Regions from separate parts of the Homo sapiens genome. Here region 2 is linked to region 1. Evidence: chromatin loops called from intact Hi-C (ENCODE). Cell type or tissue: CD4-positive, alpha-beta T cell. All regions are shown on one strand. Links, peaks and the distances in the headings refer to the core of each region. The heading gives the core; the rest is flanking DNA.

The links. Hi-C counts contacts between places; a loop is a spot of excess contacts. Peaks named below come from ENCODE experiments on the same cell type or tissue, not always from the same donor. Only the 100,000 strongest peaks of a DNase experiment are listed, where the experiment ranks them.
Region 2: it touches region 1 in a loop (2.1-fold over the local background); 2 of 110 quality-filtered maps call a loop at or near these places.

The regions. Positions count from the first base shown.
Region 1 is chr2:179,023,232-179,039,080 of GRCh38, forward strand. All of the region lies in intron 2 of CCDC141 (coiled-coil domain containing 141), which reads right to left. Among named protein-coding and RNA genes, the nearest start is that of CCDC141, 19 kb to the right of the region's middle. RefSeq lists enhancers at 8,810-8,889, 9,070-9,149. In CD4-positive, alpha-beta T cell, for the core only: no CTCF peak of the experiment used is centred there; a DNase peak (open chromatin) is centred at 8,740; H3K4me3 peaks cover 844 bases; H3K27ac peaks cover 2,426 bases.
Region 2 is chr2:179,227,087-179,242,935 of GRCh38, forward strand. All of the region lies in intron 1 of SESTD1 (SEC14 and spectrin domain containing 1), which reads right to left. Among named protein-coding and RNA genes, the nearest start is that of SESTD1, 30 kb to the right of the region's middle. In CD4-positive, alpha-beta T cell, for the core only: no CTCF peak of the experiment used is centred there; no DNase peak of the experiment used is centred there.

The DNA of each region.
Region 1 (15,849 bases), core at 4,948-12,947:
AATTCTTTAAAGGTTTCAACTCACTAAATCCTCACATCCACCTTCTGAGGTAGGTATTACTACCTCCATTTCACAGATGAGGAAACTGAGGCAGAAAGAGGATAAGTAACTTCCCCAGAGTTACACAGCCAAGCAGCAACACTGGAATGCACATCCAGGCAGGCAGAGCATACATACAAAACTGCTAAGTTATGTTGCCTGTTATGAAATTTAACTCATATGATTTTTTAAATATTAAACAGATTAATACATTTAAAACATTTAAAATATATGTAATGTTTGAAATTAAATATTAAATTTTTAAAAGTGGTTCTCACTAGCAATCATGCAATAAAAGTCCACTGTGTTATGTTTATACATATATCACAACTTGGGCTCTAAATTTCTTACAACTAATTTAGACAAAAACTATCTTGAAAAGAACTTAATGTGCACCAACACAATCTCTGTCCTGAGGAAAACTTACACTCTTATGAGAAATATATACATATGTAAAAATATAAGCAAACTAACATTAAAAGCAATGCTAAATGATGAGGAAGAGCCTTGGAGCTGCAGGTGCCAAGTGCAAATGGCCCTGCTCTACCCACAGAGAGTCTTATCTCATAGAGGTCTGGAGAGCTGCCCTTTAACAGGTACCCAAGATTATATGAATGTAAATACTTCATAAACCATGCTTGATATACATTATACAGGCCATGCTTGTGTAAGTACCACATTAATGTGACACTGTACTGTGCATAATGAGACATTGGTTGAGAAACTCGGAGGAAACACAGTAGAGAAAGACAGGCCCGGCTTAGGTGAGGGCAAAGCTCAGGAGGCCATAATGGCATTCCAAAATGAGGACATCTATAATTTACAGGGAAATCCATCCTCTGGCTCAGTTAAAAGAAGAATAATGACACAAATCAGAAAAACTAACAGCATTAATTATTCATCCGTTCCACCATGTTCTCTTAGGAGCCCAAATGTTCCATACATTAATAATTGAATCTTCTTCAAACCCTCAGAACTGTTGCAAGCAAGAACAGCAAGGTATGTGAATACCATTTAAATCATTGCTATTTTGTTTCTTTACCCACATTCCTTTTTCGCATGTTTCTTTTGTTATTACACAGAGATGAACTGTTCCTGTGATTATGTCATGAATATATGTATTCATTCATTCATTCCTTTATTCATTCATTCCACAAACATTTGTTGTACATGTAATCCAAGCATGGTGCTAGGCTCTATGGATAGAAATATGTCCACAATCTCACAAAGATGAAAATGAAACACTCATGGTCTGTCATGAAACACATACTACAGTAGAAGTAGGTAGGCTGCAAGTTATAGAAGGTACTCAGAGGAGGTCATGGCCAGTAAGGTAAGTGGCAAGCTCTCCAAGAAGGTTTCAGAGAGCAATGATAATTTCCTCATTGTCAGAGCTCACGTCAGCTTCCTCAAACACACTGCTGTTTTCGACACTACTCAATACTTCTGTGTTAGAATTTCCTTTTCTCCAAATGTTTGTGATGGGACCCTGAATATTTTTGCCTCTAACTTTCCATTAGTCTCTTTTTCAATTCCATTGATGGCACTTTAATGTTGTTGTTTAATGGAAAAATGTTTCTTTGGGTTATAGTCAGAGCTTCTTATTCCTCATTGTGTTTTAGAATTACTGCAAAAACTTTTTAAAAAAAACATACAGGCACTCCAGCCTTTCTTTGCCTCTTTGGGTTTGGGGCCTGAATATATGAGTCCTGTGGTTTATTTTTTTAAGTTCCTCAGTTGATTCTGATGCCAGCCCAGTTGAGAATCACCTACTTAGGCCTTCCTTCCTCTTCTCTACTGCTCCTTACAGAGATTGTTCATTTTCTTTTTCTTTTCTTTTTTTTTTTAACTTCTACTTTAAGATCAGGGATACATGTGCAGGTTTGTTATATAGGTAAACTGTGTGTCACAGGGGTTCGGGATACAGATTATTTTGTCACGCAGGTAATCAGCATAGTGCCTGATAGGTAATTTTTTGATCTTCACCCTCAGATATGGTTTGGCTGTCTCCCCACCCAAATCTCATCTTGAATTGTAACTCCCACAATTCCCAGGTGTTGTGGGAGGAACCCAGTGGGAAGTGACTGAATTACGGGGGTGGGTCTTTCCTGTGCTGTTCTCATATAGTGAATGACTCTCACGAGATCTGATGGTTTTAAAACGGGAGTTGCCCTGCATAAGCTCTCTCTCTCTTCATCTGCTGCCATCCATGTAAGACATGACTTGCACCTCCTTGCCTTCTGCCATGATTGTGAGGCCTCCCCAGCCACATGGAACTGTAAGTCCATTAAGCCTCTCTCTTTTGTAAATTGCCTAGTCTTGGGTATGTCTTTATCAGCAGTGTGAAAATGGACTAATACAGTAAATTGGTACCAGTAGAGTGGGACATTGCTGAAAAGTTGCCTGAAAATGTGGAAGTAACTTTGAAACTAGGTAACAGGCAGGGGTTGGAAGAGTTTGGAGGGCTCAGAAGAAGACAGGAAAATGTAGGACAGTTTAGAACTTCCTAGAGACTTATGGAATGGCTTTGTCCAAAATGCCACAGTGATATGGACAATAAAGTCCAGGCTGAGGTGGTCTCAAATGGAAATGAGAACTTATTGTGTTTTAGCAAAGAGATTGGTGGTATTTTGTCCCTGCCCTAGAGATTTGTGGAACTTTGAACTTAAGAGAGATGATTTAGGGTATCTGGCAGAAGAAATTTCTAAGCAACAAAGCATTCAAGAGATGAATTGGGTGCTGTTAAAGGCCTTCAGTTTTATAAGGGAAGCAGACCATAAAAGTTTGGAAAATTTGCAGCCAGACAATGTGATAGAAAATAAAATCCCATTTTCTGAGGAAAAATTCAAGCTGGCTGTAGAAATTTGCATAAGTAATGAGGGGCCAAATGTTAATTCCCACACAATGGAGCAAATGTCTCCAAGGCATATCAGAGGTCTTCATTGCAGCCCCTTCCATCACAAGCCCAGAGGCCTAGGAGGAAAAAGTGGTTTCATGGGCTGGGCCCAGGGTTCCTGTGCTGTGCATAGCCTAGGGACTTGGTGGCCTGCATCCCAACCACTCTAGCCATGGCTGAAAGGGGCCAACATAGAGCTCAGGCCATGGCTTCAGAGGGTGCAAGCCTCAAGCCCTGGCATCTTCCATGTGATGTTGAGCCTACAAGTGCACAGAAGTCAAGAACTAAGGTGTGGGAACCTCTGCCTAGATTTCAGAGGATGTATGGAAACACCTGGATGTCCAGGCAGAAGTTTGCTGCAGGGGTAGGGCTCTCATAGAGAACTTCTGCTAGGGCAGTGCAGAAGGGAAATGTGGGGTCAGAGCCCCCACACAGAGTACCCCCAGCAGCAGTGCCTAGTGGAGCTGTGAGAAGAGTGCCAGTCTCCTCCAGGACCCAGAATGGTAGATCCACTGACAGCTTGCACTGCGCACCTGGAAAAGCCACAGACGCACAATGCCAGCTCATGAAAGCAGCCAGGAGGGAGGCTGAACCCTGCAAAGCCACAGGGGTGGAGCTGCCAAAGACCATGGGAACCCACCTTTTGCATCAGCATGACCTGGAGGTGAGACATAGAGTCAAAGGAGATTATTATGGAGCTTTAAGATTTGACTGCCCTGCTGGATTTTGGACTTGCATGGGGCCTATAGCCCCTTTGTTTTGGCCAATTTCTCCCATTTGGAATGGCTGTATTTGCCCAATGCCTGTACCTTCATTGTATCTAGGAAATAACTAAATTGCTTTTGATTTTACAGGCCATAGGTGTGAAGGGACTTGCCCCACCTCAGATGAGACGTTGGACTGTGGACTTTTGAGTTAATACTGAAATGAGTTAAGACTTTGGGGGACTGTTGGGAAGGCATGATTGGTTTTGAAATGTGAGGACATGAGATTTGCTAGGGGCCAGGGTGAAATGACATGATTTGCTGTGTCCCCACCCAAATCTTATCTTGAATTGTAACACCCACAATTCCCACACGTCATGGGAGGAACCCAGTGGGAAGTGATTGCATTATGAAGGCAGGTCTTTCCTGCACTGTTCTCATGATAGTGAATGAGTCTCATGAGATTGGATGCTTTTAAAAATGAGAGTTTCCGGCCAGGCATGGTGGCTCACGCCTGTAATCCCAGCATTTTGGGAGGCTGAGGCGGGCGGATCACAAGGTCAGGAGATCAAGACCATCCTGGCTAACACGGTGAAACCCTGTCTCTACTAAAAATACAAAAAAAATAGCTGGGCATGGTGGCGGGTGCCTGTAGTCCCAGCTACTTGGGAGGCTGAGGCAGGAGAATGGCATGAACCCGGGAGGTGGAGGTCGCAGTGAGCCAAGATCGTGCCATTGCACTCCAGCCTGGGCAACAGAGTGAGACTCTTACTCTCAAAAAAAAAAAAAAAAAAAAAAAAAAAAAAAAAAAGTTTCCCTGCACAAGCTCTCTCTCTGTCTGCTGCCATCCATGTAAGATGTGACTTGTTCCTCCTTGCCTTCCACCATGATTGTGAGGCCTCCCCAACCATGTGGAACAGTAAGTCCATTAAACCTCTTTCTTTTGTAAACTGCCCAGTCTTGGTATGTCTTTATCAACAGCGTGAAAACTAGCTAATACACCCTCATCCCATTGTTCACCCAAAATTAGCCCTGGTGTTTGTTGTTCCCTTCTTTGCATCCATGTGTACTCAATGTTTAGCTCCCACTTATAGGTGAGAACATGCAAGATAAGATTGTTCATTTTCACCTCCTTTCCTCTCATGGTTTCCTGAACTGCCTAGAAACAGTCATCAGACTGAGAATACTGGATCAAGAAGTCACCATCCCAGACTTCCCACCCAGGATACCATGAGATCAATTCCACTATGAGCACTGGGCATTACAAGGCTGGTAACTCCACCTTGCCTTACATTCCTCCTGTTTTTGTTCACCTAAGAACTGGTCATCTGTCTGCTTTATAATCTTCCTATCACTGCTTCCCTTCCTTCCAAACTTCACAACTGTATCTCATGGAAATTCAGATTCATAGCAAATGAACTCTTCACTAACACTCACACTATACTTTATAAGTGCAGTCTGCTCATTTCCTGAACCCTCATCTCTCCCATACTAACAAAAGCTTCGCAGTCAGCATCTTCCATTTGCTTCAGTGGAACAACAGTTTACCCTTACTACTGCAGATTTTTCTCTTTACATTTGTTCATTAAACAATTGCAACTTTGGATCCAGCACCACTGCTCCCCTGAAACTATTTTAGCAAATTATGTCAGTGACCTCCAATCTGCCAATATAAAGGACATTCTGATTCAAAATGGTACCCTTTGGCAATCATGTAATAATACCAGTGGGATATCTGTTTTTCTTATCCTATAGGATTTAAGGTTTGGGATTATCTTCAACTTTTCCCTCACTATCTATGTAAAATTATTGATTCTAAAATATATTCTTTATAATTCATTACTTTATCAAAATATATTATAGAAATATACTATGTTGCTATAACAAAACCTTTAAAATTTTATCCTGTTCACTCTCACTCAAAACCCCAGTCTAAATTCCAACGTCTATTAATAGTCTCCAAATACTTATTTTAACTCCCCAAATTTCCCATTCAAGTCCATCCCACATATAGTTATAAAGGCAACCTTCGTAAAACTCTATTTTGTTAAATCTACCCCCGCTTTAAAAACCCACTCTTGGCCACAATCAAATCTAACTGTGTAGCCCGGTGGGTACTGCCATTCAGCCCCAGCCCCTATTCTCCATAACAATGTAGCCTCATCTCATATTTGCTGACAGAGATCTTCATGTGCCCCATGTGTATTTTGCTTATATTTGTCTCAGCCAAATATCTCAGGATATTTGCTAATCCTGTACTCTAATCTGGAATGCCAGTCTGATTCCTAATCTTTACCCATCACTTCTTTTGAGATCCAAATAAATACTTCCCTCTCTTGGGCTGATGACTATGAGCCATCTGTCAGCATTTTGTATATAGTCTTCCATATATTATCTTGCCATGATTGTATTTTAAATATTAATAATACCTCTTTAAATAAGTTAGAGTAGCAATGACTAATAGTATTGTAGGCCATTGTGGGACTTGGGCATAGCCACTTCTGAATTTGTTTAATCATCTGTGAAATGAAAATATTTCCTATCTCACAAGGTTAATTTAAAGATTAAATATCTAATGCATCTAATACAATGACTGGCATATAGTAGATGATTCATAGATAGTAACCATTATTGCTTCTATAAGTTTTTCAAGGGGGTAAAAACTTTATTTTGCAATATTTCATATCCACAATCCTTTGTGTACCAACTCTGAGCTGGATACACAGAGGGTGTCCCATAGTTACATATTGGATCCATAAGTTAATCATGAACATTCTAGGAATTACAACAAAATCCTATTTGCAAGCTTAGCTGGGATTTTTGGTTAGAAGTATAAACATGATTTATTAAAAGGAATCACTTACAATAACTAATAAATGGGTTATGATGGAAATTTCAGGGTTGAAAATGTTGTTTGATATCCCTGTGCTTAACTAACCCTTTTTGCAGGCCAGTTCTAAGTCTCAGGTGATATAGAAAGTTTTCTGTTCTTGGAAGAAAAAGAAAATCCACAATTTATAATTTTTTGTCTTTCTAATCTTGATTAATTATCCAATACTTTTTCCAGGTGTCTTGCTTAGTCCTGGAGAACAGGCTTTACCAGAGATTTAAATCTTTATCCCATTTGTATATGTAATATCCAGAGCATGATTCTCTCTTCTCTAAGCACAATACATTAAATGGCTATAAACACTGATAGAACACTGAAGTTATTAGAGATCATATTCTTAAATAACATATATATCTCCCCCTTTGCTTGTTATTCAGAACTTAGGCTGTCATCTACAACCACAAATGAAAATTAGTCATATGTGAAATATTTATAAATAAATTAATACCAAAAACAATTTTTAAGTTAATTCATTTTCCAAATATGCTAACAGAAAGCAAATTCTTGCTTTGTATTATGCATTCGTCACTCAAGTAACAAAATACACAATCTTTAATGACCCGTTAACCAACATTAAGCAAAACTAACTATGGCATATTAACAAAATCCTTTTAGCTATTTTTAGAATCTGAATTGCATTTGGCCTCCCGTGTTGTTATCATTAAGAAACATAACCATAAAAAATCCACTGAGCAATATTTGAGCAATGGATGAACACTGAACAACAAATTAATTACATATAATATTATTAGTGAAATGTGCATTAATGCTCCCAGAATTTGTAAACAGACAATTCACCATTTAATTACTGTCTTTTACTGCTAGCCTTTCAAACTGGATTAGTATATTTTCATTTCATTGTTGCAAAATGCTTATATAATTCATTCATTTTAAAGAAATTACTTTTCTAAGTAAAATAATTGGAATAGTTACTACATACATATACAAATAAATTTACACACATACCTATTTTTGAAAATATGACATTAGGAAAAATATTCCTACTCATCCTATGACAGTGTCTAATAATACTGCTTTATTAATTGCCTTCAAACATTTGCTACTAGAAATAATTTGGCCTGGTTTTCTTTCTTTTCTTATCCTTGAAATAAATCTCATCTCACAATTTTCGTTTTCAGGCTCTGTATGCATTAGTTTGGTAAGCAGGCTTTTCCTGGGCTAAAAAAATGAACTATTTTCATTCCCAAAAGATTTAGTCTTCTTTATTCTCTAAATCTGCATTACCCAATATAGAGGGCCACTAGCCACCTGAAAAATGACTTGTTCAAATTCTGATGTGCTATGAGTATAAAGTGTATACAGGACTTTGAAGTTTTAATATAAAAAAGACTAAACTATCTCAATTTATAAAGATTAGATGCTAAGAGATAATATTTATATATATTGGGATAAATTAAACATATTATTAAATTATTTTCACTTGTTTTTTTTTTTCTTCTTGAGTAGTTTTCGTAGCTTATGATTTTTAAGGGTTTGGTTTCTTTCATCTAAGTGTTGAATATGTGCACAGAGTTGTTCATAGTATTCCTTTATTATGCTTTTAATATCTGTGGGGTTTATAGTGATACCCATCTTTTACGCCTAATATTAATAATTTTTGCCCTCTTTCTTTCCTTTCTCAGTCTGGCTGAGAAAGCATTTCAAAAAACCAGCTTTTGTTCTTACTGATTTTCCCTGTTGGTTTACTATTTTCAATTTCATTGATTTCTGCTTTTATCTTCATTTTTTCCATCATTCTGCTTGCTCTGGCTTTAATTTACTCTTATTTTTCTAGTTCCTTAAGGGAAAAGCTTAGATCATCAATTTGAGACATTTATTCTTTTGTAATGTAAACATTTAATGCTCCAGAATTCATATATGGAGTACCAAAAAATTTAAATTACATATGCAGCTGACATTTGTGGCTTGTCTTATGCATTTCTATTTATTGCTGCTCCAAGAAGTATGACACACTAGCAAAGTGTTTTCTTTTCAACATGTTAATAAAAGTTTAATAGCCTATGGTATCACTGAACCTAAGAATCTCAGGCACTCAAAGCAGTCAGCAATAGCCTTGGGTGGTTTGGGTTTCTCCAGTTTCAACTACGGAAATACTTAGGATGGGTTTTGAGTTGGCTGTTAAAGTGCAAAACATGTCTTATGAAACTGAATTTGAGAGCTTGTGGTTCTTCAGAGTTTCCTGTCTACTGACAGAGTAGTTAAACTTACTTTTAAAAAAAATCACAGAACCATCTATACAATATGAGTTATAGAGCTGAAAGGTGAGACTGCTCTCTCACCTTCTCTGTCTTCCCACTTTACTGGCTTGACTCAGTGCCTGAAATTTGTACCCTGGAAACCCCCCTTACTGGTTCTCTGGCATTAAAGCAGGGGCTTTAGGTTCCTCACTCTGCTGTGCACATCCTCTCATGGCACCTGTAGGACCAAGCAGCAGAAAGGATGGGGAGAGAAAAAAAGCAATGTGAATTCATTCCAAGCTCTGGGACCATTGATCTTCTGGCCAGTTTTCCCCTCTCTTGGAGGTTTAGGCATCTGCCTGGTTGCTTCCACTTTCACTATCACGACTGCCATTTGGGGATGGGGGTGGTGGTGGCTTGGACTGAGGCAGAGACAATAGAAACACAAAAAGCAAAAAACAAAAGCAAGGGATTTTCCCTCTCCCTCTCTGACCCTTGGATCCTTTTTCCTCTGCTCACAACTAAAAGAGAGGGCTTTTCTGGAACTTTTTCTGTCCACATCTGGTACGTATATCAGGGTGTCAGTTTGTCTTTGAATTCAACCGGGAAATACCAGAGCAAGGACATATGAAAACACTGCTGGTTTGGTGGTATTTGGATTTCTAATCCTTTCCCCTAATCTATCTGCCGGCATTAACTCTTCATCATCCTTGTCATACATGTATTCCACCTGGGTTTATAGTTGCAGTTAGTGGAGACAGGGTGGAGGATGATCATTTCATCTTTCCTGGTACTAGAACCAGTAAAAAAGACAAAAATTCTAATTTCGCTCAAGGACCTAAGTTTCAAATATATGGTAGCAAGGAGATGGAGGACACAGAAAATTTGGAGAACAGGGCTAATCATAGAGTCAGAAGTTTGCTTTATTCTCCAGAAGAGTAATAGCTAGATGAACTTGTCATGAGAATGACATAGCCATGCCACTTGAAATCTCTAGTGTTTTACACATTTATACATTATTATATATCTCAGAATATTATATATATATATAATATATAATATTATATATATTATAAAGTCTATAGTTTAGAAAAGATGCATTCTGGCTAAGGCTAATCAGGCAGAAGTCATAGTGGACTTAAAACACACAGACAAACCAAAACAAAAGAAAAGAAAATGCTCTCATTCTAGGCTAAGTCCAATACATATGGACAGTTGGTTCTTCACATCCACATCCACAGATTTGATAAACCATGTATAAAAATATTCAGAAAGAAATAACATAACAAAAATTAATACAAATATGAAACCAATGTGCTATGATATTTGCATAATGTTTACATTATTTTATATATTGTAAGTCATCTATAGATGATTTAAAGTATAAAGGGGGATGTGCATAGCTTATATTGCAAATACTATGCCATTTTATAAAAGGGACTTGAGCATCAGTGAATTTTGATATCTTCAGAGATCCTGGAACCAATCCCACACAGGTACTGAGAGACAATTTTATGTCTTTTCTAGAGTAGAAAGATCTGTTACCTTCTGGACAGAATACAAAAGTATATTTTTATCCTAATATTTAATCTTACTCAGACATATTGAAGACTGGGAGTAGGGGATGGATGGATTCTGTGTCCACTTTATCTCTGTCATTTTCATTTATATTGAACTGTCAGAGTTTTGTCCTGTCTGTCTAAATCTCAGACCTAGAACCTTTTTGTCATACTAATAAGAACTATGGGTTCTATTTTCCATGAAAAAATTTTGTTTGTAGGTTTATATTTTAAAGGACTACCTTCTAAATAGAAAATTAATAGCTGGAGACTACAGGCCTATGATTTCAAAAATGCTAGCTATGATCCTGGCCTTTCAAATAGAAATGTTTTTAGTGACAAATAACATAAAGCCCAACCAACACTGGCTTAAACTTCTGAATTTATCTATGTCACAAGTAAGAAGCCTGGGGCTCAGCATAATATTTCACAGTATGAAAAAAGCATAAATTACTAATTTAAAACTTTATTTCTCCTGTTATTATATATTGTTTTGTTTCTAGTTAAGTTGTTCTACTAAAAACACATATGTTCATTGCGGCACTATTCACAATAGCAAAGACATGGAATCAACCTAAATGCCCATCAGTGGTACACTGAATAAAGAAAATGTGGTATATAAACACCATGGAATACTATGCAGCAATAAAAAAGAATGAGATAATGTCCTTTGCAGTGACATAGATGGAGCTGGAGGCCATTATCCTTAGCAAACTAAAGGAGGAACAGAAAACCAAATTTTGCGTGTTCTCACTTGTAAGTGGGAGCTACATGATGACAGATGGAAATGGACACATGGAGGGGAACAACAGACATTGGGTCCTAATGGAGGGTAGAGGGTGGGAGGAATGAGAGGATCAGGAAAAACAACTAGTAGGGTGCTAGGCTGAATACTTGGATGATGAAATAATCTGTACAACAAACCTCCATAACACAAGCTTCCCTAAAGAGCAAACCTGCACGTGTACCTCTGAACTTAAGTTTTAAAAAATGTGAAAACATGGTCAATATGAGAGCAAAAGCATCTTTATATCAATATCTCTATGAGTGCTTTCATTTCCAAGGATAGTTTCCTGGAGGTGAAGCTAGTAGATCACAGAATGCATGCATTTTACATTTGAATGCTTTCCGGTTTCCAAAAGGTTGTGTCAGTCCAAAGTCTCAACCAGTCTTTCCTCGCATTCTTACCATCATTGGATGTTATTGATATTTTGAATTCATAATGGTATATTAGGCAAATAATGGTGTATCTTTTTAATGATTGTTTCATTTCTCAGGTAATTCTGATGTTGATCTTCTTAAATGTTTACTGGAAATGTATTTCTCTTTTGTAAATAGTCCATTTTTATTGATTTTATTTGTATTTCTTATCAATATGAAGGATTATAACCATTTGATTTCCACGTAAATTGCAAATATTTTTCTCCCTATCTATTGTTTGTCCATTAAATTAGTCTATGGGTTCTGGAAAACTCATATTCATCTCCAGGACAGTTCAAATATCAGTTTTTCTGTCAAGGTTTTCCTGGAAGAACTAAATACCCTATTTTCCACAATATACCCATAATAGTTTGTGTAGATCTCTGTGTGCTGAATTATAACTACAACATTTTTCTGTCTATCAAGAAACTATATCAGAATGCAGGTCAAACAGTCTAACATTATGATAGTCATATCTTTGAATCTGTCCTCATTCATTCTTCATAAAGAAAACCTCTCATAAATTCAGAATTTTCTTTTTATTTATCATTAGGATTATCACCCCATCTTTCACGTTAGAGAAACTCAGTTCCACTTATCCACTGTCTTCCCATAAAAACTCTTGTTTTCTTCTGCCTGTGCCTTTTCATTTATAAGCACTGCCTTCAAAGTCCCTATAGGGTGCTCCTTCTGTATTTGCACTCTGTTCCAGTTGTGGCTGTGTAACACACCACCCCAAATTCTAGTAGCCTGGAATAGCAACCATTTACTTTGTTCATGATTCTCAATTTGGGCAGGACTCAGTGGAAAAGGCCTGTCTCTGCCCCATGCAAGTCAGCTGGGAGGCTCAACTGGGACTGGAGAATCTACTTCCAAGGTGGCTCATTCACATGACTGGAAGTTGATTGACTGTTGGATTTCAGCCAAAGCTGTTACCTGGGAGCCTCAGTTCTCCTCAACATGGGCTTCTCTACAGTGCTGTTTGACTTCCTCACAAGGTGGGTGGGTTCCCAGAGTTACAATTCCAAGTTTCAGGAAGTAAAAGCAGCCAGTCTCTTGAGGCTGGGGCCCAGAATATGGCACAGCATCATCATATTACTCTAAACAGTCACAGAGTCTCCAATTTTAAGGGAAGGGACATAGATCCCACTTCTCAGGAGGAGACATTTCAAAGAATTAGTAGCCATCTTTCATCTACCATAATATTCCTGAGTACTGGGTCTTTTCAAAGTTGCCAAAAGAGTTGACAGTATTCACTATAACCAAGCCAGGTTCTGTTCCTTGCAGAAATATGGAGGACACCTCTCTTTTTTGCCCACTCTGTGTCATTTGGTGTTCCAGCAACAAAGGAGTATGGCGTGTGCCTCATCTTTTTCAAAGGCCCATCAGCCTCTGCTAAGAAGTCCAACCTTGATTCCTGGGCCAGGACAGGGCCGAGGTCAGGAGTGTCTTTTCTAAATTTTCTTACTCTTCAGTCTCTGCCTACAAAATTCTCTCCTTCCAGAATTCTTGCCCCTTTGGTAAATCAACTCCCATCAACACTTCATTGGTTATGGTCATACTCTAAACTCCTGCTCAACCTGAACCGGTAACAAATTATGTGTGATATCCGGAATATTATGTGCCCTAACTCCATGTTGAAGAAGCCTATTTTAATGGACACCGTAGACTCTCTTAAATCAACATGTCTCACATCCACTTGTGAAAACTATGTTTTACAGAATCGGCCAAGGCACTTTTCAAATGTAAAGAATGCTATTTAAACTTAAGCCCCTTGGACCACTGCACTGCTCCCTTCTAGTCACTGGAAATGAACCAGGGAAAGAAACACTGTATAAACAAGGAAGTGCCAAGCGAGGCAGGGAAAGTCACCAGGAAGTTGTGCTGCCTCATAGTTGTGAGAACACTATTTTCATTTTTTAGTGGAAAAAGTTCTCCATTTTCAAAACCCTAAAAGAGAAATTAAAGCACTGACTAATTCCCACTAGACCACAATTCTGGCATTGTTCCCATGTTGTTCCAGTCACCTTCTTCAAAATGCTCCATGCAAAATAAGGCCAGAACTTTACATACATAGAAGATGAGAACACCATCCATTTCAAACACAGATCAATACGTGTTTGAATTTGGAAGGTGCCAATTGATCTCACTCCTTTCTCTTCAAGATTCTGAATCAACTGAGAAATAGAAATCAGGGTGAGGGAAGGATAAGAATATATGCTGTTATTACTGGTAAAGCTGGACTGGAGGATGGGGTTGATTTGCATTTCTGCATTTTCTCCCTGTAACCTATCCCATAGAACCTCCCTGTGGAGACAGGTGGATCTGAGGCACAGATACATAACTAGCTGCCCTAGGTGGGACTCTGGCCTGTGTCTGCCAAGTGGGGACATCTGGCCAGGTGAGGAGAAACAGAGAGAGAAGAGAACCTGCAACCCATAGTTCAGTGGATCTGTGGAAAGAGCCCTTGAGGCTTCCCCAGTCTCACCAGTCAGGTGACACAGGCCTCCCTACTTGTGTAGGAAAGAGAAAGTGAGGAGATATAAGTGGAAACATCTTCCCTAACACTTCTGAGAGAGTAAATTCTTGAAGGCGTGGGTCAACAGGAGCACAGGGAAAGAGATAAAGTGGCTCCTGTATAAACTAAGCATTTAGAGAAAAACACTGCTATGACATAGGTAATGTGAAACAGGTTAGTCCTCTTCTAACACTGTCTGAAAGTGTTTCTTCACATTCACAACACACATGCTATGAAATTTCCTCTAATATGTAAGTATAAATAATTCGAGTCACGCAGCTTTGGAATACATTCTTAAAGAATATCATCAAGAAAATGAGAAGCAGCCTACAGAATGGCAGAAGATATTTGTAAATCATGTATCTGATAAGGCATTAATATCTAAAATATAAAAAGAACTTCTACAACTCAACAACAGAAAATCCAAACAACGTGCTTTAAAAGTGGACAAAGGATTTGAATAGATATTTCACCAAAAAAGATATACACTGGCCAATAAGCACATGAAAAGATGCTCAACATCATCCACTTTAGGGAAATACAAATTAAAACCACAATAACATATCACTTCACACCTAATAGGATGGCTATGACTTTTTAAAAAAGAAACAAACAAGAAACAACAAGTTATGGACAAGACGTGGACCAATCGGAACACATATAATGTTGGTGGGAACAAAAGTTGATGCAGTTGCTGCGGAAAATATTTTGGTGTTTCCTCAAAACACTAAAAACAGAAATACCCAGCACAGGACCCAGCAATTTCACTCCTACATATATATTCAAAAGAATTGAAAACAGATACTCAAACAGATACTCGTACACCAATGTTCATTGTAGCAGCATTCATAAGGGCCAAAAAGTGGAAACAACTCAAGTGTCTATTGACAGATGAATGAATAAACAAAATGTAGCATGTCATTACAATGGATTATTATTCATTATTCAAAAAGGAATGAAGGTCTGATACATGCTGCAAAATGGGTGAACCTTGAAAACATCATATGCTAAGTGAAATAAGTCAGGCACAAAAGGACAAATATTGTGTGATTCCATTTATATGGGGTACCTAGAATAGACAAATTCATAGAGACAGAAAGTGGATTAGAGCTTACCAGTGGAAGTAATAATTAGAGTTATTTTTTTACTGGGTACTGAGTTTCTGTTTGGGGTGATGAGAAAGTTTTGGAAATACATAGTGGTGATGGTTGCACAACATTGTGAATGTAATTAATGCCACTGAATTGTACATATAAAATGAATAAAATGGCAAATTATATGTTATGTATGTTTTACCATAATAAAAATATTTTCTAAATGCATTCTTAGTAAATATTTCAGACGAACACCAGAAAACCTCACTATCTCTTATTTAAGGTAAGTTTTTGTAAGACTTTTAGTTTTACTACTAATATATTCTATTTATAGTACATTCATTTCTAGCACAGAAAATAGAAATAGGGCAAAAATAAGCATTCCCTGAATTGGAGATTTAGTCAGAAGAGGAAACCAGTAAATTTATGAGAGTCAAATTAGAGGTGAAATTTTCCAGTGTTTTACCACTCTAAAGGGTCATTCTTCACTGAATGCCAACTGCAAATACAGTTGCCAGTGCCCAGGAGGTTTTCTTGACTCTTACAGTCATAATTCCCCTAGACAATAGCAATGTAATGGAAAGTCAGATGTTAAGAAGAACATTCTTGGCAACTTCCCTAAGGAATTTCCAACCTTTTTTCCTCCTTTAACACTCTGCACCTCACCTGAGGATGTAATGTCAATAGTAGCCACAGGCAGATCTTCTTTACCTGGCTTAAATCTGCCTTTTCTGGAATCCTTCTTTTTCAT
Region 2 (15,849 bases), core at 4,815-12,814, 200 kb after region 1:
TTATAAAGCCTTCTTTATGCTGAGTCAACTCCAACTTCTGGCTTCAGAAATGGCTTACTTGACTTTACTACTTTTACAGCCTAAGTGAGTTTTCATTATCTATATTTCAAAACTTGGAAAAAGTCACTATTTAACATGCAGATGTTTCCATTTTATAAAATTACATCTTAACTTTTATTACAATATTCACTATTACCCCCCACCTCACTTTCTCACTTTAGTTATCTATGAAACCTTTTCAGTTCCTAGTACATTCTCAAAATATTTAGATGGCTCCTGACTGCCACTAACCTCTCACTTGGCAGATTATCTGATACCATCCACAAAAGAAGCACAGAGAAAATTTTGGGATTCCTCTGGACAGTCAAAAATAAGAGTTTTTGCTAGCAAGTATTTCTAAGAATTGAGGTAACAAAATTTTTGCCATCCACTATCACTATACTCTAAAACAGCTATTTGAACAAATAGTATTTTTTGAAAGAAAAAGCACAACACAAAATCTAATATTTAAAAATACGGAACTATGATAATTGTTTCCTTTACAAAAAATGATTTAAGGTTAAAAGAGCTTTCTTAAAGTCTCACTGCTTTTAGTACAAAGCTTAGGTAGGAGGCACCGAAGTAGCAATTCCCGGTTTTCAATGACTTCTGCACTGCCTGTGGAGCTCTTGACATTACTAGAAATTTTGGGGGGAAAATGAGCAGAGGCAGCAGGGTGTCATGATTAAGGCTAGCACCAGGCTGAACTGGGATCAAATGTGAACTCTGCCGCTTATTAGGTGTGTGACCTTAAGCAAGCTACTTTACCACTCACCCTGGCTTCAGTACCTTAAGAGGACCTGGCTGCCATTTGGTATGGGGTGATATGCCAAAATTATTCCACTAAATCCCCCTTTTAGCTTAAGCCCACTCACATTGGTCTCACTGCTTAAAGAACTAGAAGTGAGACAATCATCCTTCCTGAACAGCCTCCTTATGATCCCTTCCCTCGTAGGAATCTACCATCTATCAATCACTGAGACAATAATCTATGTATAGTCCCCAGACCCTCACACTGTGTAAGTATAGTGTCATTTAGTGTGTTACCAGGCGGCCTCTATAACATGACAGACATCAAATATGTCACGGATGTATGTGTCTGTGTCTGTGCACGCATGTGTGTATGTGTGTGTGTTGCAGATGAGGAAGTTCCTCAACACTACTCCCGGCCTGAATATTATACCTCTTACCTCGATTACACATTTCACATTTTGGGGAGTTATATATCTCCTTTTTAACAAATATGTCCATGTGTGTAATGGAAGGTTAAAGGAGTTCCATCTTAGGGCTTGCAAATACAGTGGCAGAAAAGATGTTGCAATGACTTTGCCTTAAGATACAAGCCTGTGGTGGGAATGGGGTCTGTCTTTAATGAAGGCACATACTGTAGAACTAGGGACTCATCCTACATCAGGAAAGAACACAGGCTTCATCTTGAATGCTAACCCAGGCCGTTGGCATTATACGGACACACTAAGTAACCTACTCTGGTTTCAGTAGGGAAAAAATTATCAACTGAAATGAAGTTTCATAACTCATGGGTTAATCAAGGTGTTAGTGGCCATGTAAATACAAATCCTCCAATATAACCTTCAAAAGCTAAAAAGACTAACAAGAAGAACAAATAAAACCATACAAATTTCACGCTTTTAATACAAGACAAACTAACTTCAAATTATGTAAAGTAGAAAACATAAACTCCATTCTAGTGGAGATATTAATCAAGCTCTTCCCCTAACCTATTAGAGAGGACAGATAGATCTAGGGGGAGAAAAATTTTGCAAACACAAAGTGGGGGCTGGAGGCAAGGACAGAAAGCCTAAAATTAAACTAAAATCATCCACAGAAAAAGAAAGCCCAGTCTACGTGAAAAAATCCTCAAGAAGACCACTCATAGATGAGAGAAAATTATAGGGAAGGGATTTAAAAGTGCAGGGAGGATTCAAGGAGGTAGTCTTGATAAGGTAATGCATCAAGGGTGTGATGGTAAATTTCACGTGTTAACTTGACTGGGCCATGAGATGCCCAAATATCTGGTTAAACATTATGTCTGGTTATGTCCATTACAGTGTTTACGGAAAAGACGAGCATTTGAATTTGTGGAATAGGTAAAGCCATTACTTTCCCCAATGTAAGTGAGCATCATTCAACTTGTTAAGAGCCCAAACAGAACAAAAGGAGGGAAAAAGGCCGAATTCTCTCTATCTGCCTTATAGCTTGAAACATCAGTTTTCTCCTACCCTTGGGCTGGAACTTACACCATTGTTGCTCCTAGTCCTCAGGCCTTCAGACTGACTGGAATTTACACCACAGGTCTTCCCAGGTCTCCAGTTTGCAGATGGTGGGACTTCTCAGCCTCCGTGATTACATGAGCCAGTTTCTTACAAAAAAATCTCGTTCTAGATATAGATATACATATGTTTTTAGATATATATCTATGTAACTCTCCATCCTTTTGTTTCTATTTCTCTGGAGAGCCCTGAGTAATACAAACAAGGACGGCGGTAAAAAGAAAATAATGTGTGTTTTTGGAAATTAGATGATGAAAAAAGAAACGAAAAAGAAAGTTTCAGATTCTGTAAGGTTCTTATATACATAAAGAAATTTAAGATTTTGTAAGAACTTATATATATATATATATATATATATACTCAAATACACACACACACACACACACACACACACACACACAACCCTACTTGAGAAACACAAAATCCTCTCCCTCAAAAGGTGAAAAAAAGCCATCCAACAAACAAACCAAACTGTGCTACACTGACAGAAGAGGACATTCCTGAATTAGTAATCTCATAAAACCCCCTAAAACAACAGCCCTGCTCATAGTCACACATAGTTGTTGCAATCTTCATCTATATAAAATTTCTAAAATAAAAAATAACGTTAGGACAATTAAGCTAATGAAAAGCACCCCCAAAAAACCAACAACAAAGTAGAAGATTTTAATAAATATTCCAAACTGGATTGTATCTCTTTTTTTTTTTTTTTTTTTTTTTTTTTTTTTTTTTTTTGAGACAGGGTCTCACTCTGTCACCCAGGGTGGAATGCGGTAGCGCGATCTCAGCTCACCCCAACCTCCACCTCCTGGGCTCTCAAGTGATCTTCCCACCTCAACCTCCTCAGTAGCTGGGGCTACAGGCACACACCACCATATCCGGCTAATTTTTGTATTTTTTGTAGAGAATGAGTTTTGTCATGTTGCCCAGGCTGGTCTCAAACCCCTGGGCTCAAGCCATCTGCCCACCTCAGCCTCCCAAAGTTCTGGCATTACAGACATGAGCCACTGCACCCGGCCTGAATTGTATCTCTTTAAACAAGCACTTAGGAGTATGAAAACCATCATAAATCAGAAATATAAACCTGAAAATAGAATGGGCAAAAATAAATAAATAAATAAGAGAAAAGGTGAGGACTAAATTCCTGCTCAAAAATAGAGTAAAACCTTAATAAAAGGCACTGAGGAAAACAGGAAAAGAACCAAGAGAATGAAAATGAGATAACGCGGTAAAAAAAATAATCACAGGAACAGTTGGTAAAATGGAAGCTAAACAGAGAAGGTATAATTATATGAGTAACTGAAGTCCCTGCAGAAGAAAAAGAAAATATTAGAACAGAATTAATATTTAAAACTATAATCCAAAAAAAAATTTGCAGAAACAAAAAAAATCTGATTCTACATATTAAGAGAACCCACTAATGTAGCAAGGAAAATTGACCTGTTAAAATCAATTCTAAAATATATTATAGTAAAACTATTAGACTTTAAAAATATGAGAAGGGAAAGATCCAAGAATTCCAAACAAAAGATTCAAGCAACTTACAGGGGCAAGAAAATTAAGACTGGCATCAGACTTCTCAAAACAACAAAACATATAGAAAGCAAGGCCACATTATAAAAAGGGAAAGTGTGAACCAAGGACTTATTTCCACCCAACCTGTACTACCAATATTAAGGCTACAGGAGAACAATTTTTAATATGCAGGAACTCAAGGAAAATTGTGGTCACCATGAGTTCTTCTTAAGAAATCCACTAAAAGCTGAGCTATATCTAACCAATAGGTAAACTTCAGCAAAAGAACTGGTGGTGAAATTTTAATATATTTAATTGTAGATCTAAGAGCAAAACGAAGTTGCAGTTAAGGATTGAGGATGAAACAGACATAATGCAACTGAAGAAAATGGAAAAAGAGAAAAAGAAAAATGTAAAATAAACTTTTGTTGAAATAGCAATAGATAAGAATTATAGGACACCATTAAAAACAACATAATAGATAGTATAAACTTAAATAAGAAAACAAAGAAATGAGGACATTTAAAAAAGGCATAAACATACAAGTAGCTGCTACAACAACAAACAGCAAAGCCTAAATATCCAAAAAAAAAGAAATTTAAAGATGAAAAGGCAAAGAAAGCACATCATAGAGAAATAAAGAAAAATAGAACAATGTACACAGTATTTATAACATAAGAGTTGAAATCAAACATAAGTCATTAAAAATTTTTTCATTTGGCTATTAAAAAATACCTAATAAATGCTTATTCAAGAGATAACCTAAAACAGTATAGACCAAAAAGCTAAAAAAAAAAAAAAATTTAAAAAATTTAAAAAAAAAGGGATAAGCAAAGGCATACAAAGCAAATAGAAACAGTAAGGAAGCAAGAGTAATGATCTTGATACTAAAGAAGACTCAAATCAAAAAGCCTTAAATATGACACAGAGAAACACTGTTTAACGTTAGAAGCTGCAATTCACATGAAGACATAACCATCGTGTATGCCTATCATCACATAGCAACTACTTTTAAAAAGCAGAAACTACAGGGATGTACAGACATAGGAACATAACTTTAATAATACGTAAGACTGAAAACACTTATAAACTGAACTGAAAACTACATACCCTGATAATAAAAACTGTACCTCCTTCTCAAATGGACATCAATATTGACCAAAAAAAGTGCACACATATTAGGTAATTTAAAAAGCAACAGTATATTTTATGAAGTAGTAATAATGCAAACACTCTGATCATAATTCTAACAAAACCAGATATTAACAAAACTAAAAACAAAAATGGCATTCTACCTCAAAATTATACATTTTCCAAAAAAAGATACAAAATTATATATTTAATAACCTGAACAGAGGAAAATCTGTAGCTTTGAACATTTATATCAATAGTAAATTCATAATTCAAAAAGAACAAACTAAACTAAAACAGAGACTAGAAATAATAAAGACAAAATAAATCAGCTGGGTGGAGAATTTTAAAAATCACATCATAAATCAAAATCCTGGAATTTTTTTAAGTAAATGAACAAGGTTAATCCAGAAAAAAAAGAGAAAGCACAAATTCAAAGTAAGAAGCGACAAGGGAGACGACACATTTCAACAATATAAAAACACGTATTACAAAGATTATTTATTGCAGTGTCATTTATAATTGGAAAATACAATCAGAAATAACCTGAATGTCCACAAATGGGAAAGTGATTGAATAAACAAGCTGTAGATCCACACAATGGAGTACTATGCAGCTCTAAAAATTAATAAAGAGATCTCTATATCATTATAAAATATAGATATCCAGTATATACTGTTAAGTCGGAAAAACAAAATACAAAAGAATATATGCAGTGTTCTACTTTTTGTATAGGAAAGAAGATATACATTTATCTGTCCATTTTGTGTACAGAGAACCAAAAGAACTATATACATGAGAAACTAATCAGGATAATCGCCTAGGAAGCAGAGGATAAGGGATGGAGAAGATGAGTGGAGAAGTGGTAGAAAAGATGGGAGGTATGATCAACACTTTTCTGTGTATAGCTTTCTGTATGGTTCTGACTTTTGGAACCATGTTAATGCTTAATATACTCAAAGAAATATGGAGATCCACAAAGATGAGAAAGCAAAAAAATTCTAAGATGGAAATCAAACAAAACAAATGTCTCTATTGGTATTTCAAATGACTCAGGGAAAATTTAGGAAGAAAGGAAGACCTAACCACCAAAGTAACTTTTGAACACAGTATTTTTACTACGTATTCTCAGGATGTAAACAAAAGAGAACCGTAAGTAAACACTGAGTTCCAGTAAGTGGGTTTGCTTTTTATAGTGTTAAGGATTAGCAATTCTAAATTACTTTTTGTATATTCTAAGATTGAGCAAATAAGTAAATATACTGTGAACAACAGAAACCAGACTTCCTACTGTTAAAGGTAGTTACAAATACGGAAAGTGCAGAAGGAGGCTAGAATGAAACCGGTAATGATGGCTGGCACAGGAATATGTCTTCATAGTTTTTTTTTGCTTTTGCTTTTGTTTTTTTAAGATGGAGTCTCGCTCTGTCACCCAGGCTGGAGTGCAGTGGCAGGATCTCAGCTCACGGCAACCTCTGCCTCCTGGGTTCAAGCAATTCTCTTGCCTCAGTCTCCCAAGTAGCTGGGGTTAGAGGCGCATACCACAGTGCCCAGCTAATTTTTGTATTTTTAGTAGAGACAGGGTTTCACCATGTTGGCCAGGCTTGTCTCAAAATCTTGACCTCAACTACTCCACCTGCCTCAGCATCTGAAAGTGCTGGGATCACAGGCATGAGCCACCACATCCATCGTATTCATAGTTTTTATACAGAGATAGATACAGGGATACATGCATGCATGCATGCGTGTGTGTGCACATGGCCTGGCATGTGTGCATGTGTGTATGTGTATGCATGCCCTGGTGTGTGTGCATGTGTGTATGCTTACCCTGGCTCTGTACACTTGGGGGGCTCTGATGGTTAATTTCAGTAATTTCAGGTGTTGACTTGACTGGGCCACAGTGTGTCCAGGTATTTGGTTAAACATTTTCTTGTTTTCTGTAAGGGTGTTCTGGATAAGATTTACATTTTAACTGGTAGAGTAAATCAGTTTGCCCTCCGTAATGCAGGTGGGCCTCATCAAATCAGTTGAAAGCATGAGTAGAACAAAAAGACTGACTCTCAGTAAGAGGCATTCCTCCAGCAGGACTGCCTTCAGACTTCATTTACAACATCAGCTCTTCCACAACATCAGCTCTTCCTGCCTGATGGCCTTCAAACTAGAACATCGGCTCTCTCTGGGTCTCCAGCCTGCTTGCTGACTCTGCAGATTAGACTTACCAGCCTCCATGATCATGTAAGCAAATCCCTTTAAATAAATAAATAAATAAATAGACATCTCTCAGTAACATGAGTGCCCAGATCTTGATTTCTAAATAACATTCACACTAAAAAGAATTAGGGCTGCTTGAAAATATGACAGATTTCAAGGCTGGATAAGGTAAGTACAAGATGACTCTGAAACACTTATTGCCAGAATATAAGAAAAGGCTCAGGCCGGACGCAGTGGCTCACACCTGCAATCCCAGCACTTTGTGGGGCTGAGGCGGGTAGATCACTTGGGGTCAGGAGTTTGAGACCAGCCTGGCCAACATGGTGAAACCCCGTCTCTACTAAAAATAGTACGAGTATACATCACCAGTAAAGGAACAAAACAATAGTATGGGTGTCCTGACAAGAGATTCTGAAGACACATCACTTCTGTAGTATTCCAGCCAGAAACGCATAACCTGAATCTAATCATGAGGAAATAGCAGACAAACTCAAATGGCAAAAATATTTCTAAAAAATAACTGACTGGAATTCTTTAAAAAATGTCATTTATCAGCTGGGCACAGTGGCTTTTGTCTGTAATCCCAGTACTTTGGAAGGCTGAGGTGGGAGGATTGCTTGAGGCCAGGAGTTCAAGGCCAGCCTGGGCAACATAGTGAGATCTCATCTCTTTAAAAAAAAAAAAAAAAAGTCATATTATGAAACACAAAGGAAGACTGAGGAAGTGTTCTGTATTAAGGAACCTAAAGAGACATGAAAAACCAAAAGTAACACATATAATCCTGAACTGGAACCTAAACCAGGGGAAACAGTTTCTCTTTCACTTAAAAGGAAATTAGGAAATACTGCAAAATTTAAATAAAGTCTATAGAGTACTGCATCAATGTTAACTTCCTGATACTGACGATTATATTGTGGTTATATATTTTTTAAAAATCCTTATTTAGGGAGACATACTTAGGAATAAAGGGACATAAGTATTTAGGGGCTAAGGGGCATAATGTCTACAAATTACTCCCAAATGGTTCAGAAACAAATACTGTCTCATGAAAATATGAAACCAAATATGGTAAAAAGTTAATATTAGGAGAATGTGGAGTGAAACCTATACAGTAATTCTTTGAATTATCTTTGCAATTTTTCTATAAGTCTGAAATTATTTCAAAATAAAATAAATTTAGGTAAAATTACAGTCATCTGTGACAAGCTTTTCTACGTTATTTCTCAACATATGTCCAAACCCACATACGTATTATAAAAACCAAAGGCAAACACTTAAGAAAACCCTCAAGTTATTCTTTTCCTGTACCCTCTACATGCAATGGCACATAGCCTGCTGATTCTACCCTCTTCTCAACAGCACTATTGCCTCAATTACCATATTACCTTGGAAACATTTCCTGACTCCACTCACCCGCCTTTACGCACTTGCAAAATTAATTCTTTCACTCCATTTGAAAATCCCGAATGGTACTCCACAGCCAATTCTTTTACAAGACTTAAGTCTTTTCCAGATCATCCTCCTGCCTCTCTCTCCACTTCATGTTTTTCTCATTAGCAAGAAACCAAGTGCAACTCTCTGAACTTGCAATACTGTTTCACGGTTTGAGCCCTGGCCTATGATGTCATCTTCGCTGAAATAACATTACTACAATCCTTTGTCCATGAAATTCCTACTCATGCTTTAACCCTATCTTAGATTCACCTTCTCTGTGAAACCTTCCCTGACACAACACTCAAGGTGAGGATGAGTACCCATTCTCTCCCTCCTCAGTGCTACCATTTACCTTCCACTCTATTATGATTATCATTCATCATTATCCATCTCCCCTTCTAACAAGAGCTCACTGACAGAAGGAACCATGTCATTTTTACTTGTTGAATTACTTAATATGAACTCAAATAGCGTTTATTACAATGAGTAATTATATGTAGCCAGGTGTGGTGGCTCACACCTGTAATCCCAGCACTTTGGGAAGCTAAGACAGGAGGATTGCTTGACCCCAAGAGTTCAAGACCAGCCTGGGCAACATAGTGAGACCTCATCTCTTAAAAAAAAAAAAAAAAAAAAAAAAAAAGCTGGGCATGGTAGCACATGTCTACAGCCCTAGCTACTTGCGAGGCTGAGGTGGGAGGACCACTTGAGCCCAGGAGTTTGAGGTTACAATGAGCTACAATCGTGCCACTGCACTCTAACCCGGGCAACACAGAGAGATCCTGTATCTAAAAAGTAATTTTTTTAAATTATATGTACATATACATACACATGACCTGAGCATATAGCAAAGGGTAGATGTTAAGAAAGCCTCAATCTGTATGTTGACAAGTAAAATCTAAGAAAATGAAAAAATAAATTTCAGTCTGAAAAATATTTAAATAGGGGAGATGACCCGTGCTCTTACTTGTAATTTAATATGTAAGAACAAGTCCTAGACTTAATTATTTTACACTCATGTTTGAAAAAAAATCTGATGTAGTTTTTTTTTTTTTTTTTTAATTTTTATTTGCTATCGTTTGATGATCCAGAACACTTTGTGGTTCACAGGCTTTACAATCATGAGTTGGGACCAAAATAAATGTATGTAAATAGAATAATATAAAACCATATTTTACCAAGTAGTTTTACTTGGTAATATTTAATTACAAGGATCATCTTTTTGGTCAAAGCGTTTTAAAAGCAGTAATTACTGATTTAAAATCAAGTCTATAAAAATATCTAATTAGGTCTTAATCGTATTTTCTTGATCTAAAACCAAACTGATTATATAATCTTCTATCAGAAAAATGTTTAAAAGAAAACATTGCAAATGTTGCACTTGCCCTCCTTTCTAAGGGACAAATGAAATTATTTTCTAATAATGTACATTATTACAGGGACAAATGAAATTATTTTCTAATCCTAAAACAGAGATCCTTAAATCAGTAAAGACATGATAATCTATATGAAAGCTTCTGTGAAAAAAAAAATACCATGACACACAAATATCCATAACCATACTTACAGAAATTAGCACTGCTTTTCCTGTCTTCTTGTGTTTTAATACCCCATTCTCCTGGTTTTTCCGATGACCTTCTGATGTTCACTTTGTGTTAGTCTTTTTGGGGGACTTGGCGTAATTTGATCCTTGTTTACCTGGCCCTTCCCACATTTCCATCGTAGCCTACATTTCCAGGCATAAAATTTAGCATCTATTAAAAACATGTGCTTTACAAAGTCAGGCACTGAGCCAGTTTTTATTTACCATTGTGTGTGTGTCCCTTCCCTACAAGTCCCAAGCATACTGTCAGTGAACATAAGACAAATGGCTAAGTTTGGAGATAATTTTAAGGGCTAATTTTTAAAAAGATTTATTTTCTTTTGAAATAAGGAAAGTGATTTTTTTCCATGGTCCCTTCTGTCAGTAAGCTCATTTTCCAAACTTGTAATATGACACATATGCCAAATATAGAAGCATAAAGGGTAACTTCAAAATCTGCCCTCAATGTTTGAGTACAGAGACTTGCCCCACCCCTGCTCATCAGAGACTCCATGGGAGTCAGTATCTTTATCTCTTGCCAGAATAACAGAGATCCAGTCATGGCATACAAATTTGGAAATGAAACTGTAAGTATTAATTGTAAGTGGACCTTTGAGCAATACAGGGATTATGGGCACCTGCCCTCCACATAGTCAAAAATCCACATGTAACTTCAGACTCCCCAAAAACTCAGCTACTAAGAGCCTACTGCTGACCAGAGCCTTACCAATAACATAAAAGCAATTAACATATATTTTGTATATGTACTATATACAATATTCTTACAATAAAGCTAGAGAAAATAAAATCTTATTAAGAAAATCAAAAGAAGAGAACATATATTTACTATTCATTAACTGGAAGTGGATCATCAAAAATGTCATCATCCTTGTTGTCTTTACATTGAGTCAGTTGAGAAAGTGGAGGAAGAGGATAGGTTGGCCTTGCTGTCTCAGGGGTGACAGATATAGAAGAAAAGCCACATAAAGTGAACCCATCTGGTTCAAACCTATTGTTCAAGGATCAACTGTACAATCATACTAGTAAGTCCACAGAAAACTGTTGGCATAATAAAATTAACGCCTTCTCATGGCCTTAGAAATCCTGTCATGATCAAATTTCTTCAAAATTCTTAGATTCCATAAAAATATATATTAAATAAAAGTTACAGCTTATACATTTAGAAAAACAAAATTTGACAAATACTTTGACAATTATCTAATAATGTTCTTATTACCATTCCTAGAGATTAACCTAATATGAAGCATCAGCCCCTTTGAAGTAGTCCCCTCAGTCATGCCAGTTTCTGTAAGAAACTAGAAACTTATTGCTCAATAAATTACTATGTGTAGGGAAAAAGGTCAGTGTTATTTTATAATTCTTTCTGTGCTTTGGAGTCATAATATAATAAACCAAATTGAGTATATGGCCCTAAAATAAATAATGAACTAGAGCACCTAATTTCTTCTTCCTCAGAGGAAAGGCTTTGTTGTCACAAAGTTAATTGAATTCTTATCTTTGAGTCTATTTTTTCTCTATGTTCTTTATTAACTGACCTCTTTTCTCCTTCTTTTCTTCCTCTGCCTTGCCCTCGTTTTCTTATCCCTAACTGCTTTTATTATTAGAAACTAAAAGTCTGTCAGTCTCTTAAATTAAATACATTAACTACTTACATGCCAAATGTTTACACCAGTTTTATCATAAGAAATTCAAGAGTGTCTCATTTATTAATCACGACTAATGTTTGATTTCTCTGCTGTAGCAGTAAATTATTTATTATCTATATTTGTGCCAACTATGTATCTTAGTATCTGACAAAAGTAAACACTTGAAGTGAGATTAAGACTATTAATTCAACAAAAGTCTACAGTATCAATGGATTATATAGGATGCTATAAGCTCTGTACTGTTCCTGCAACCACCTTTTAAAAAAATGAATAGAGAATTTTTTTTTAAATCTTTGAGAGAATAATCCTGAATTCTGTTATTTCATATTGTCTACAGAAATTTAATTACTGCCACAAAATGTTTTCTTCCTTTTGCAAACCAGCTCATAGTTCATATAATGACTCTCCTGGATGAGTCATCTGCAGGAAGTACAAGGTTTTTTTTTTGAATCTGCTAAGGTAAAGACTTTGAAGTATAAAGTTAAAAGCTGCACAGCTGGAAGCATTCTGGGAAAGAACTTTAAAAGTGACTGAAACCACTGGTATTCACTTATATTTTAACCCAGCTACACATTAGAATCATGTGGGGAGCTTTTAAAAAATATAAATGTGAGAGCCCCAGTTCAAATCAACTGAATGACAATCTCTGGGTTTAGACCTAGGCACAGGAATTATTTCAGAGCCCCCCAGGTAAACAACATATGCAGCTAGGATTCAAAACCACTGGCCAAGTCTTTATCATTATTAAGATAGATTAAAACAATAAGGCATCATTTAGCACTACTAACGCTTTATTCTTAAAGAAATGCCATTTAACTACATGCAAACCTTAAATTATCTACTATTCCAATGTTTAAGTCCAATACTCAACAAAGAGTAGATGCTCCACAATCAGTGACTGGTGATACTGATATATTAACAACCAATTTACAATCATTACCTTACTTTAGAAGGACAATCAAACTATTCTGGTGCAGAACATATTATTTTGACATTTTTCAATAGTTCCAGCTTCACATCTTCTGAAACAACTGATGATCCAGTCAAATACCTAACAGCTTGCAGATTACAAGGTGATGAGACACATGGCCTTGAGATGAACGATTGGTGCATTTCAGACAGAAGAACAAATTGATCAAGGTCATGGTATACAGACAGTAGAAACGCAGAATCCTATAGAATAGAATTCTATAGAACATCAAATGGTGTAACAGAGACACACAGGAGTAGTTGGAAGAGGAGAGAAAAGCTAAGATTCTTCACAGATTAAGAAGCTCTCTGAATAACAGACGAAGAAACTTAGATGATGATCTACAGGCAACAGAGAGTCACTGGAGGTTTTCTAAAAGGAGTGACTTGGTGTTCTACTTCCTGGAAGATGGAGTAGATACAATTTTTCCTATTCCTCTCACTAAGTACAAATAAAAGTGCTACACATTACATATAAAACAAGCCTAAGAAGTCTGTGAACGGTAGAGAAAGGAACACAGACTGACTAGGGGCCTCAGGACCTAAGATTAAGTTTCCCTTGAGTTTTCTTTTTGCCTAATTACATCTCAGACTTGCAGCTGTAAAACCGGCAACCTGGAAATAACAATAGGAGAAGACAAAAATAAAGCCCCAACAAAAGCCGCCAGTCAAAAGACCAGGAAGGAGCAGTCCAGCAAGAAAAAAAACTTTAGACAAAAAAAGTGCTACTCTAGCCCAAAATACACAAAACACTGGCCTCACCCTCACCCATGCCAGAAGGTCAAGTGGAGGGCCTAGACTTTCATTCTTGAAAGTCTGTAAGGAGGCATATAACACCCCTCAGGAGTGTGAAGTGAGAGAAAGCCAAGTAGGGATCCAACACATTCATCTAGTAATGATCTCCCACCTCCAACATCCCCCATCCCTGTTGTGTGAGTGGAGCCCAGTGGAGCCCACAAGGGGCGCTGTTAGAATGATCTGACAATGATTTTAAAGCAGCCATGATGAAAATGCTTCCACAAGGAATTATGAACATGTTTAAAACAAAAAAAAAGAAACCCTCACTAAGAAAACAGACAATCTTGGCAAACAAACAGAAAATATAAGTGAACCAAATGGAAACTTTAGAACCAAAAAATACAATAATTAAATAAAAGTGCAGTAAATGGGATAAAAAGCAGAATGAGGGCACAAACAAAGGAAATCAATAAAATAGAATATAGTAGAAGTTGCATGATAATATCAAGAACACAGGTGGAAGAACAAATGAACAGATCCTCAAGGACCAGTGAGACTATATGAAAGATCAAACATTTGTTTCACTGGAGTCCCAGAAGCAGAGGAGAAAGGGAGGGGAGGACTGAAAAAGTACTTGAAGAAATTAAGGGCTAAAAACTTCCCCAATTTGGCAAAGAACCCAAACATAAAGAAGGTGAATGAAGCGGAAAGAGGAGGGACACACACAAAAAAAATCTGTGCCAAGTTACACCCTAATTAAACTTTTGAAAACTAAGGACAAAGAAAGCATTCAGAAAATAAATGGAATCTTATCTACAAGAGAAAACAAAAATAATTCAAATGAAAGCAGATTGCTCATCAAAAGCCACCAAATGAAGTGGCTCATGATGGGGGCTCAAGCAGGAAGATTGCTCGGGCCAGTTCAACACCAGTCTTGGCAATATAGCAAGACTCTCATCTTTAAAAAAAAAATTTAGGGCCGGGCACAGTGGCTCACGCATGTAATCCCAGCACTTTGGGAGGCCAAGGCAGGCAGATCACGAGGTCAGGAGATCGAGACCATCCTGGCTAACACGGTGAAACCCTGTCTCTACTAAAAATACAAAAAATTAGTCAGGCATGGTGGCGGGTACCTGTAGTCCCAGCTACTGGAGAGGCTGAGGCAGGAGAATGGCATGAACCCAGGAGGCGGAGCCTGCAGTGAGCTGAGATCATGCCATTGCACTCCAGCCTGGGTGAAAGAGCGAGACATTGTCTCATAAAAAAAAAAAAAAAAAAATTAAGAACAGGCAGGAAGGCCTAGAGGGAGCAATTGAGCAAGAGGAAGAAATAAGAGGCATATATGTAAGAAAAGAAGTCAAATTATCTGTTTTCATTATAATATGATTGTATACCTAGAAAACACTAAAGCCTTCATCAAAAGGCTCCTAGAACTGATAAATGGGCTCAGTAGAGTCTCAGGATACAAAATCAATGTACAAAAATCAGTAGCACTTCTATATGCCAATAACATTCCAGGTGAGAGCCACATCAAAAATACTATCCCATTTACAATAGCCACACACACACAAATAAAATACCTAGGAATACATCTAACCAAGGAGGTAAAAGATCCCTACAAAAAGAACTACAAAACACTACTTAAACAAGTTATAGAGAACTAATGGAAAAACATTACATGTTCATGAATTGGAAGAATCAACATCATTAAAATGGCCATACTGCCCAAAGCAATCTACAGATTTAATGCAATTCCTATCAAACAACCAATGTCATTTTTCACAGAATTAGAAAAAACTATTCTAAAATTCATCTGGAACCAAAAAACGACCCAAGTACCCAAAGCAATTCTAAGCAAAAAGAACAAAGCCAGAGGTATTACATTACTCAACTTCAAACAATACTATAAGGCTACAGTAACCAACACAGCATGGTACTGGTACAAAAACAGACACATGGACAAATGGAACAGAAAAGTGAACCCCAAAATAAAGACAAACCTCAGCCATCTGCTCTTCAACAATACAAGCAATGGGAAAGGACTCCCTATTCAAATAAATGGTGCTGGGATAATTGGCTAGCCACGTGCAGAAGAATGAAACCGGACAGTACCTTTTACCACATACAAAAATTAACTCAAGATGAATTAAAGACTTAAATGTAAGACCTAAAAGCATAGAAATCCTAAAAGAAAACCTAGGAAATACCATTCTAGACATCAGCCTTGGCAAACAATTCATGACTAAGTCCTAAAAAGCAAGTGCAACAAAAA